2 separate regions of the Mus musculus genome follow, and region 2 is linked to region 1. Evidence: chromatin loops called from intact Hi-C (ENCODE). Cell type or tissue: left cerebral cortex. All regions are shown on one strand. Links, peaks and the distances in the headings refer to the core of each region. The heading gives the core; the rest is flanking DNA.

Evidence for each region. A loop is a pair of places that touch in the nucleus more often than their neighbours do. Peaks named below come from ENCODE experiments on the same cell type or tissue, not always from the same donor. Only the 100,000 strongest peaks of a DNase experiment are listed, where the experiment ranks them.
Region 2: a loop joins it to region 1, with 2.2 times the contacts of the local background. A loop is called at or near these places in 1 of 42 quality-filtered maps.

Annotation. Positions count from the first base shown.
Region 1 is chr11:84,544,305-84,550,500 of GRCm38, reverse strand. No RefSeq gene overlaps it. Among named protein-coding and RNA genes, the nearest start is that of Lhx1os, 22 kb to the right of the region's middle. In left cerebral cortex, for the core only: no CTCF peak of the experiment used is centred there; no DNase peak of the experiment used is centred there.
Region 2 is chr11:84,625,252-84,631,447 of GRCm38, reverse strand. No RefSeq gene overlaps it. Among named protein-coding and RNA genes, the nearest start is that of 1700109G15Rik, 92 kb to the left of the region's middle. In left cerebral cortex, for the core only: no CTCF peak of the experiment used is centred there; a DNase peak (open chromatin) is centred at 3,093.

The sequences.
Region 1 (6,196 bases), core at 364-5,363:
CTTCTAGGCAAATGAGTTTTCTTCTTAAATTTTTAATACTAGGGATGAACATAGGGCCTCCCACATTCTAGAAATATGCTGTATTTCTACCTACCCCCTCAGCTCCAATTTTGTTTTAAAAACATAATCTCACTTCTTAGATGACCTGGAACTTACTAGGTAGACCAGGCTGACCCCACACTCACCAAGATCTGCAGTCCTCTGCTGCCCAAGTGCTGAGATTAAAGGTGTGCACCACTACCACACCTAGATAATTTTTCAATCCAACACCAATTCCCTGGGAAATTGGGATAGCATCTCAATCTCAAATAACAATATATCCCACAATGAGCAGAGGAGCTGTCTGACAGGGGTCATCGTATCACCTGTCTACCTGATGTTGCATAGAACTTCCCCCCTTCCATGCATGTCTGATGGAGGAGGCTTGGCATGTCCACACATGCACCCCTTCCCAGTTGGGACAGGATGAATAGGAAACCTACCATCCACCCCATCTGGAGGGGATGACCCTCCCCTGGCCACCCTCTTCCTGATACTGGAGTTTCACCCAGGATGACATCTGCTGTCCAGGAGCTGTTCGAGGGCAGAACAGCTCAACCCAGGAACCTCCCAATCTTTTCCCCCCAGCGACCTGAACAGTGCTGATCTTTCGGGCAGGGTGGGCCAGGGTGCTCCCCCGTCTCTGCAGAGTCCTTTGCACTCGCAGGGGAGGGCAGACAGGGCAGGAGGCCACCTCTACACAGCCAGTTTGGATGAGGGCTGCTGGGGCTCTGTGCTTGTGTAGCTGGTGCCCCGTGCGACACAACGTCCTTTCCTCCCCCAGACTCTATGTATCATGTTTTGTGCTGACTTCAGACAACCTAGGGAGGAGGACACAGAGTTGTACTTTCCAAGTAGCTGGCAACCCTTAATCAATGTTAATTGGCTCTAATTAGCATATGTTAATTAATGATATTTACTACAAATTAAAGGTATGAGTGCTCCCAGAGGGTTTCCTGTTCATCCAATTAGTGCCAATTAGTTGCAATTAACACGTGTAAATGAGATTCCATTGAACCCAAAACAAACAGTACAGAATCTCTGGATTCCCTCTCGCACCTTTTCTCTCTGCCAAGGGAGCTGCAGTGTGGAAGGCCAGGGATGACTGAGCGGGAGCAGAGAGGGCTGACCTTCTGAAGCAAGACTAGGGATCCAGAGCAAAGAGCAAATGATGGCCATGCAACCTCCTGGCATGCCTGGTGGCCTCTGGTGGCCTAAAGGAAGGTCTCAAAAAAGGGCCCCGGCTTGGGCGTGCTCTTGAGATCTGGGGACCATCCCATGGGAATTTCTGGGCCTTCTGGGCCTCAATGCACTGTATAGTTCACAGTGGGTGTTCAGTAAGAATTGGACTAAAGGCTGGTTCCTGAAGCTGGGGCTGTAAATCACAGGTAGAACACCCACCTGGTGTATATGAAGATCTCTTTCTAGCACCACAAGAAATGCCAGAGGGAGTCATGCAGTGTTGCCTAGGTCATCCCAAGAGGTGGTTCAAGGAGCAAAACAACGCTTATGCCTATGACATTTTTTTTTATGTAATTGACTTTTACTATATTTCTTTCTTTCTCGTATAATGGTGACTATGTTCCTCCTGTGTTGAGACTAGAAGTCAGAAAACAATGCACACAAGTCAGTTTTTCCCTTCTATTGTGTGGATCCTGGGGAATCAAACTAAGGTCTTCAGATTTGGCAGCAAGCACCTTTACCCAGTTAGTCGTCTCAATGACCCCTTAAAAAGTCATTTGACTATACTCTGTATATACCGACGAGGGCTCTACTTCTTCCACAGTATTGCTACTTCCTTTCTTATCCCTCTGCTTTCCTCAGAGGCCTAAACCTCTGCCGTGGTGCTACCTGAAAAGGAGAACCAGACAGAGCCAGGCATGGCAGTGCATGCCTGAAATCCCAGAGCTCCAAAGGCTCCAAGGCTCCTGCTACATAGTGAGTCCCCGGCAGCCTGGGCTGCATAATGAGACCCTGTGTCAATAAAAGAAGAAAAGAAAGAGAAACAGCCAGATGGGATTGGCATGGATCACAAAGTGCTCCCTGAAATACACAATGCACAAAACCTTCTGTGAAACTGTGACAGAAGATATGGGGCTGGTGAGATGGCTCAGTGGCTGAAGACTGATCCCCAGAAGGGGAGAACTGACTCCCAAAGTTGTCATCTGAGCCCCCACCACCACCATCACCACATGTATGTTACAGCATTGTTTGCCTGTGTGCATGCACACACACATACACGCATCAGTTTTTAAGGGCCAACAAGCCTTTAAAAGGAAAAAAAGAAGTGGATGTGGTGGTACACGCCTTTAATCCCAGCACTTGGGAGGTAGATGCAGGCAAATCTCTGAGTTCAAGGCTAGCCTGGTCTACTGAGCTAGTTCTAGTACAAGGGCTACACAGAGAGACCCTATCCAAAATAGATAGACAGACAGACAGATGGATAGATAAATGATGGATAGACCCTATCTCAAAATAAGTAAATAGAGAGATGATAGAGGGAAAGAAAAGAGAAATTATCTAGTTCCCAGCCCCTCGTTTATTCACAATTCACTTTTCTGCACTAAAATTCCCATTAAGGTTGATATTTGTTATTTGATGAAATACTTATTGTTGACTGAGTGCCAGGGGCTGATTTGGGATTATAGTTACTGACTCTGTGTCCTTGAAGGGGCTCACCTTCCAATGTGTATTCTTACCATCCTGGATGGAACCTCTATTCAGACAGAGACCTGGGTTTGTACCCCAGTTCTATACCTCAACAGCTGTCTTTCTGGACCTCAGTCTATTTATCTGTAACCTGAGTATAATACTCAGTGTGTGTGCACATGTGTGTGTATGTTTGTGTATGTGAGTGTGTGTCTGCATGTGTCTGTGTGTGTGAGTGTGTGTCTGTGTGTGTCTGTGAGTGTGTGTCTGTATGTGTCCGTGTGTGTCTGTGTATGTGAATGTGTGTCTGCGTATGTCTGTATGTGTCTGTGTGTGTGTGTGTATGTCTGTGTGTGTGTTTGTGTGTCTGTGTCTGTATGTGTGTTTGTGTGTGTATGTGAATGTGTGTCTGTGTGTATGTATCTGTGTGTGTGTATGTGCCCCTGTAGAGATCAGAGGCAGACATCATGTGTCTTCCTCCCTTGCTCTCTAACTTTTATTATGTTTGTTTGGTTTTGGGTTTGTTTGTTTGTTTGTTTGTTTGTTTGAGATAGGGTCACCTTACCTATCTCTGGCTGTCCTGAAATTCACTGTATGGATCAGGCTAGCTCAAACTCAAAGAGATCTGCCTGCCTCTGCCCTCTGAGTGCTGGGGTTAAAAGCATACACCAAGGGCTGGAGAGATTGCTCAGTGATTAAGAACTCTGACTGCTCTTGCAGAGGACCAGGATTCAATTTCCAGTAGCTACTAACAGTCTGGAACTCCTATTTCAGGGTATCTGAAGCCTTCTTCTGGCCATGAGCACCAGAATGTACCATGGTGCACAGACATACATACATGCAAAATATAATGTACATATATATGTGCATGTATATAAATAAAAATAAGTAAAGGTGTGGGCTACCATACAGTGTGTGTATGTGCATGTGCGTGTGCATGTGTGTGTTCGCGTGTGTGTACAGGTAAGTGCAGGTACCTACAGAGGCAAAGGGCGTTGGATTCCCCTGGAGCTGCAGTTAACAGACTGGATGCTGGGAGCCAAATTTAGGTCCTCTGCATGACCAGGGTCTGCTCTTAATTGCCGAGCCATGTCTCCAGCCCCTGTATATTATCTTTTAGGGCAAAGTTTCTCACTTAACATGGAGCTCACTAATTGGCTAGGTTGGTTAGTCAACAGCTCCTCAGACCAGCCTGCCTCTGTCCTCCAGTGTCCTCCCATACCCTGCTCTTAGGTGGGCATGGGGATCTGAACTCAGGTCTTGTGTGCACCTTGCCGACTGGACTGCATCTTCAGCCCATAAGTCACGTTATTGGGAAGACTAAGCTTCCTTCCTGTCCCATTCTTCAGAGGGACAAAACCTGGAGTCAGAACTGGGGATGCAGCTCAGTGTAGAGAGTGTTTGTCCTGCATGTACAGGCCCTGGGTTCGATCCCCAATACAAACAACAAAAAGAAAAAGAAAAACACAGAGAGAAAAATGGAAAGTAACGTTTAGCTGTAAGAAAGTTGGGGAGGAGGGAAGCAAACTCCAGAAGCTCAGCCTGGGCCCACAGGTGATTTGATCGAGTTGTCCTCTCTATACCTGGTTCAGCTATCCAGGCTGACCACAGCAACACTACCATCTGGGCAGAACTTCACAGTTTTTGTTTGTTTGTTGAACAGAGTCTTGATATGCACATTAGGCTGGCCTCAGCTGCACAACACCCTGTCTCCCTCAGCCTCCTGAGGGCAGGGATCAAAGGTGTGTTTCTACAAAGTATCCATACTGATAGCTTTGTGGAGCATCCTCCTTCATTAGAATAGCTTCTTCCTTCCTTCCTTCCTTCCTTCCTTCCTTCCTTCCTTCCTTCCTTCCTTCCTCTTTCCTCTTTCTTTCTTTCTTTCTTTCTTTCTTCCTTTCTTCCTTTCTTCCTTTCTTCCTTTCTTCCCTTCTTCCCTTCTTCCCTTCTTCCTTTCTTCCTTTCTTCCTTTCTTTCTTCCTTCCTTCCTTCCTTCCTTCCTTCCTTCCTTTCTTCTTGTTTGTTTGTTTTTCCAGACTGCTATAGCCTGGCTGTCCTAGAACTAGCTCTGTAAATCAGGCTGGCCTCAAACTCAGAGATCCATCTTCCTCTGCCTCCTGAGTGCTGAGATTAAAGGTATGCACTACCACCATCTGGCTGGAATGGCCTTTGTAAGCCACAAGAGACCCAAGTGAAATCCAGAAGGGGCTTGCTTGCTTGCTTGCTTGCTTGCTTGGTTTCTTTCTTTCTTTCTTTCTTTCTTTCTTTCTTTCTTTCTTTCTTTCTTTCTTTCTTTCTTTCTCTCTCTCTCTCTCTCTCTCTCTCTCTCTCTCTCTTTCTTTTCTTCCCTCCCTCCCTCCCTCTCTTCTTCTTCTTCTTCTTCTTCTTCTTCTTCTTCTTCTTCTTCTTCTTCTTCTTCTTCTTCTCCTTCTCCTCCTCCTCCTCCTCCTCCTCCTCCTCCTCCTCCTCCTCCTCCTCCTTCTTCTTCTTTTTGGTTTTTCAAGACAAGGTTTCTCTGTATAGCCCTGGCTGTGGCCATGGTCTTTCTCTTGCTAAAACCCAAGGTGGACCTCCGCACAAGTCCTTGGGGCTCCTTCAGACTCAGCCAGGCCACTTTGACTTGCTGTCAGAAAGGACAGCAAGGACAGCCTTCTGCCCAAATCCACCCCCAATTTCAACCTTGCTACATGCCCTCGAGTAGATGTTTGGCCATTTCACATAGCCTGAACATCCTTCCAAAAAGCAAGAGAGTTTGTTGAGGTAGTATCCTGAAATTTGGGGCCCAGTTTTACAGTATACACCCTGACATTCTCAGCCTCCTGTGGTAAACATAAAAAAACCATGATTTCTCTTTATTCCTGGGGATCTCCTAAACCATAGCTTCTCAACTCTTCTAATGCTGGGACCCTTTGATACAGTTCCTTGTGCTGTGGTGACTCCAACCATAAAATTATTTCCCATGCTACTACATAACTATAATTTTGCTACTGCTTTGAATGGTCTAAGGCGGGTTCTTCAACACCCCATAGGTGAAGAACTACTGCCCTAAACCATGATGACTTACTGCTCCTACCTGCCTGAAGTCTTTTCTTTCCAATGCTTAACTCCATCTAACCTTCCTTTCTACAACAATGCTCATTATCTGGGACCAACAAACATAGTCCTCAAAAGACCAAGTCTTAGAACGTCTCCCTCACTTTGGAGGTCAGTGAGAGGAGTTGAGCTGATGGCTCCAAGTACACACAGCTCAATGGGGCTGTCATGGGGAAGGTGGGATGGAGCTGTGGGATAGACATCCACACTAGAGCCCTTTGGGAAACATTTCTCCTCTACCCTCCCCCATGCCAGTGAGGAAGGTTGGAGGAAGCAAATGAAAAGACCCTTCTAAGAGTCTTTCCTTCCAGAATAGCAAAACTGTCCTGTCGGATGCCCACAGCACCCACCACAATGCCCACCATTTTCCAGACACAGCGCTCAGTCACGCACTCGCATTTCATTGATAGTGACT
Region 2 (6,196 bases), core at 757-5,756, 81 kb before region 1:
ATCTGATGGAGTCTAGCAAAGAGAGAAAATAAGTTTCCCTGTCTTTCCCCCAGCCTTCCACCCCCATTCCCACCTATCAGCCCTTATCTGAAAGAAAAATTAGAGCGTTATTAGGAGTTTCATTAGGGGTGAGCAGGTGGAGAATGAAATTACATCTCGGCTCCTTCTCAGCCCCTGTAAGTATTAAGTGGTTTGATCAATGGTGTTCACACAATTAATTCTGCCTGATTGCAGAGAGTGGCTTTATCGACAGTTAGGTTTCCCCAACTTTGTCTAGCATCTGAATGTGCCTTCAGGATGTGTGGAGTGGAGCTGGGGCTGGCGGTGAAGCCCTTTGCTGAATGCCACATTCAGCTCACACATCGTTTAGGAAATGAAGGTATCATGATGAGATTAAATGGATAGTTCCAGACTAGAGGAGGCAAGGCAGTCCACCTCCTACCTCCTGTTTATCCACGTGACCAGCATTCCCACAGAGCAGGACTAGCCTCCTTGGGAAACTCAGGCAGCATCCTCTCCACCCGGCCTCTCTTGTGTACTGTCCCAGGTAACTCCTGGTAGCTCCCTCAAATCCCAGCTGCTTTTGTTTAATTCACGAACTTTGAGTGGGTCTCTGAGGATGTGGAAGGCTGCTGGGCACAGTGCTTTGTGGAATACACTCTTTGTTTTAGAGTTAGCTAGCCTCAAACTCAAAGAAAATATTGAATTCCCCTGGAATTACATTCCCAGTTCCCCAACTTTTAATGTATTTAAGTAGTGGCGTTTTATGTTTTTTGTTTTTTTTTGGTTTGGTTTGGTTGGTTGATTTGTGTGTGTGTGTGTTTTGTTTTTGTAGACAAATGGTCTCAATCTCATTATATCAAAACTTTTTGTTGCTGTTTTGTTTTGAGGCAAGGTTTCTCTATTATGTAACATTGGCTGTCCTGGATCTCTCTAAGTAGACCAGGCTGGCCTTGAACCCCAGATAGCCACTTGCCTCTGACTCCCTAGTACTAAGGTTAAAGACACATGGCACTACCCCAGGTCAAGGCTTTTTTCTTAAAGACAAGGTCTCCTGTAGCCAAGGCCAGTCTTGAACCCCTGATCCTCCTGCCTCTCTCCCTCCATCTGCCAAGTGCAAGCTCGTGTTAAACACAACTGCTAAGAGGCAGTTTATATTTTGATTTTATGTGTGATTGAGATGAGCCCAGGGCCTGCCTTATGCTTGGAAGTGCTTTGCCAAGAGACCATATCCCCAGCTTGACCTTGAACTTCTGAGCCTCCTGCCTCCACCTCCAGTGTGCTAATTCTAGAATCAACCTATCTATATCTTGGGAGGTGGCAGGGAGGGGGTGTCTTGGGCTATGGATGCTAGGCAGGGATGTCAGAGCAGAGGAAGGGGACATTAGATAAAGCTGGAGAATAGGACAGAATGTCCCAGTTCTTTATTCTTTGAGCCTCACCAAGAGGCACAAACCACTGGAGAAGACCTCTAAGCTGGAGAAAATGGGTGTTTTTAGTCCCTTCAGCAGATGACAAAGCAGAACTTGGAAGTCCCACACCAGGAGGTGGTGGCACTTCTGACAGGAAGGACTCAAAAGAATTGACCTTCCTCATCCTTGAGGGGAGCCTGCCTCCCACATTGTACTCTGCTGCACTTTTCCTATCAGGGTCACGAGAGGCCCCCACCCCGACCCCTTCTCACCTTCATCTCTCAGGAATTCCTGGCACACCACTTGCCAGTTCACATGGATGGCAAACCTTACCTCCAAGCCCTGAAGTGCAGCAAAAACCCCCAGGAGGAAAAGGACTCTAGGCTTGCCACCCAAAATATGTCCTGAGAGGGGAGACCATTAGGTTGGGGTCTTGTTGACTCTGACTATACCTGGGCCAAGGAGGCTTCTCTTCATCTGAAAAGGGTGAAGGAAGATGGTTATTGAGCTGTGTAAACCTTTATTTCCAGACCCCAGGCCAGCCACCATAATAACCAATGAATAGTCTATGAGTTTCCTATGTTTATCTGGTAGACTATTATGTAGCCACCAACAATATAATAGTATTGGGTTATAATAATTATTAAAGGGGAAAATTGGGGTGAAAAACTATACAAATCCAGTTTAGTCTGTGTGTTTGTGTGTGTGCGCACACTCAGGTGTGTGTATTAGGCCTGTGTTGAGTAGTATCTGAAAACTACCTCCTTAGCATCTCATCGTGAGCCTGTGGGGAGAGTGTATTGTTGCTCTTTGTTTATGGGTGGGGCTCAGAGCACACAGGTAGTTCACTCTAGGCCACATAGCTGGTACGTGGGGAAGCCAGGATTCTGCGTGACCCTGCCACTCTGACACCTGAGCTTCTTACTGTTGCGTTAGTTGTTTTCATGCTTAATTTTTGCTGTACTAGGGATTGAACATAGGGATTCAGACTTCGAGACAAGCCCTCTATGACTTTATTTATTTATTTGGGGGTGAGATATGCACCCATGTATGTGTGAAAGTCGGAGAACAGCCGGTGGGAACACTGGCTTCCCTGATCTCTCCATCTATCATGTGGGTCCTGGGAATTGAACTCATACAGGTCCTTAGGCTTGGCAGCAAGTGCCTCTGCACACTGAGTTTCTCTCCCTGAGAACTGGGACTTGCCAGGTAGCCCAGGTTGCCCTGGATCTTTTATTTATTTATTTATTTATTTATTTATTCATTCATTCATTCATTCATTCATTCATTTATTTATAATACGGTCTTCCTAAGTTGCCCAAGCTGGCCTTGAACATGAGGTGTCCCCACCCTCAGCCTCCCGAGCAGCTGGCATTATAGGCATATGTTATCAGGCCCAGCTTATACATTGTCCTATAACAGCAACAAGAAGGACCCAGCAGAGACTCAGAAACATCAGAGCCCAGAGAAACGGTGGAAAAGTCACTGGCTTCCCTCTGCCTGTTTACTCAAGTGGAAAGGCGGAAAAATCATTTTAAGCAGGTGCCTTGCATTTAAGAAAAATGCATGGAATTACGTTTCTACAAAGCTAGAAGAGCTGAACCAAAGCACCATCAGGGCTTGAAATGAGATTTTATGTTTTCCTCATTCTGGGCACAGGGCCATCAATGGTGCCACGTGCCAGGCTGCTGAGGGCCACTTGTTTGTTAGGGACATCAGGGGCTGGTGGCTGTCTGCCTAGGCTGGCCCAGCCTAGCCCTGCCCTGGTGAGTGCCAGCTGCTTGTGGTCCCTCAGAGGGCTGAGACTCTGAAAGCCACCATGTGGGCATCTATCTAGCTCCTTGCAGATATGGCCCCTAGATGCTGGCCAGAGCAGCCCTAGGGGTTGTTAGGAGTGCACAGGGTCCTGCCCACCCAGTGAGCATGTGTGGAATCTAACCAAGGAAGGATAACTCCCTATGGCTTTCTTTCCCTGTGTTGGCCCCCAAGTATATAAAGTCACAGGGATCCTGAGAGCTAAGGCTTGCCATGTGTGGTGGGCCCGAGGAGCTGGGGTCGGGTGGGGGAGGAGGAAGCTCCAACTGATCCATGAGCAGCCTGGCAGCCACAGCCAGGGAAGGTGGGGGCGGGGAGTTTTGTCTGTCAGCAGATCTTTCTAGAAGGAGTGTCAAGGTGTCCCTAGCTCCCTCCCGTCCCGTGCAGAACCAAGTGTGAGAACGCTGTGTGCAGAATGCTAGGGCAGGTGGCCAAGGGCATTGGGTTTACCTTCCCTAGAGGAAGACGCCCCGTCGCTGCCCTGCCAGCCTCACGCTCAAAGGGCCAGAGTTGGGAGCTGTTTCTCGCCAGAACAGGTCCTCCCATCTTCCCACTTTAGGCTTGCCTCCCTCCTCTGCTGAGACATCTGCTTCTCCCAGCCCTTCTCCTGGCCACCTGGTCCTTAGGACAAGTCCCGGCACAGTCAGACACCAACTTCTGGCCCTTTGTGACTCCCAGCACATCATCTCTTTAAAGAGACACCTGCTCAGTTTTTTCCCCAGTCTAGCTGCCTGGAGAACAAACTCAGGCTGTGGGCATTGTGGTGGCCAAGAGCTAAGCCCACTTCTAGCTTTGGCTCATGAGAACTCGGTAGCATCTGGTGCTAAGCCCTGCCACACTTTCATCAGCCAGGGAGCTTGCAATAGACTGAGGCCTGGGGCCCAGCCTGGACCAGCTGAGGCAGAGCATCCCAGTGAGAACAGGAATGGAGAGGAGGCCTTAGTTCTTTTTTCTTTAAAACAAAACAAAACAGAACAGAACAGAACAAAAACAACAAGTTCTTCTGTAGTCTTGGCTGGCCTCAAACTCACTGTGTAGCCAACGATACACAGTGAGTTTTGATTCTCCTGTCTCTACCTCCTAATTGCTGGTGTTAAAGGCATGTGTTGCAATGCCTGGTTTATTTGGTGCTGAAGGTCAAACCCAGGGTTACATACAAGCTAAGAAGCACTCTACCAATGGGACCACCACCCAAGCCAAAGGTGTGTTTCTTTTCTTTTTCTTTCTTTCTTTCTTTCTTTCTTTCTTTCTTTCTTTCTTTTTTTTTTTTTTTTTGAGACAGGGTTTCTCTGTACAGCCTTGGCTGTCTTGGAACTCACTCTATAGACCAAGCTGGTCCAAACTCAGAGGTCCCCCTGCCTCTGCCTCCCAAGTGCTGGGATTAAAGGCATGCCCAGCTTAAGGCATTACTGTTGCTTAAATGCTGACTCACACCACAGACAAGGAGACAGTGAGACAGTCTCTTCACCTCACGTTGCTGACTTGGAGGTACAGTCTATTCAATAAATGATAACTACATAAAAGTTATCTATCATAACTGCACCCCATGAGAAGTCCTTGCTAGAGGCCTCCAGTGGACCGAGAGCATAGACTTGGCCATCCACAGGACCCTGGACATCAATAGATGCCTCCTCTCTTAGCTACTGCTGCTGGTTACAGGTGAGGTAACAAAGCCTAATTAGTGCAAAGAGCACTGCCTTTCAGAGGCTGTGTCACCTTGGGCAAGTTGCCCAATCTCCCTGATACTCAATTTCTTCACCTTTAGGTGAAGGGATGGTGATGCCTAAATCACAGGTTTGTGGGAGAATGTCTAATGCACATAGAAGAATGTTCAGTAGAATACTGCTCCATGGATGGGTGGGCAGATAGCATGACAAAGGAAGGAAGAAAGCTAAATGGTATAATGATGGATAGATGGAGCCGGGCGTGGTGGCACACGCCTTTAATCCCAGCACTCGGGAGGCAAAGGCAGGCGGATTTCTGAGTTCAAGGCCAGCCTGGTCTACAAAGTGAGTTCCAGGACAGCCAGGACTATATAGAGAAACCCTGACTCGGAAAACAAAAACAAAAAAACAAAAACAAAAACAAACAAACAAACAAAAAAGATGGATAGATGGATGGATGGATGGATGGATGGATGGATGGATGGACAGAAGTGGATGGACACTTGAGCTATTTCCAGGAAGGGATATGGGTTGCTCCACTTGGAAGTCTGAACACCTACAAACCAATCCTAAAAGAGGTTTGTTCATCTATGGTTCCAGGCCTGCAGGGAGGGGTGGAGGCAGGATGGCTTCTTCTCCTGTCAGAGTCTATCCACACAGGTGAAGCCCAGGCCCTCAGCCATGGTGTGACTAACTTGCCAGGAGAATAAGCATTTCATCCATCTTGCTGTTCCCCTGCAGTGACCCTGACCTCACAGAGGGAGGGGCTGGGACACTCATCTTCCCTCTCTCTCACCATGGTACCTGTGGGGTCATGGAGGTGCTGGCATGGCTGGGATGAGTCTGTCCAGCAGTGAAAGTGAACGGGGTGAGAGGAAGTTTCTACATGGCTCCTGCAGGCTTCAGTGGGTTTCCTCTCTCACCTGCCCAAGCCATTTCCTGGCTCCTAGCCCTCTCTACATGTTCAGCCACAGGTTTCCTCTTTCATTAAAGCTGTACTTCCTGGGGGTCCTTCCCTGTCCTTTCCACCCATCTAAGTCACCCTAGCATCAGCACAGACTCCCCTCACTCCATTGTCCCCTGCCATAGGTGAGATTGAGCAGGATGGCTCCAGCTGGCTCTGCCATCCCTGTTCTGACATGACAAGACTCCCACTGAGACAGACTCCAAGCCCACAGTCTGGGAGTGGGGGGTGACAGGGAACGTCCCTTGGGCTTTGAGTTGCCATCCTGGGGCAGGAGGGGTCCTGGCTAGCTTTTCTTCCCCGAGCAGGTACAAAAGAAGCCGCATGAACACAGTCTGCCT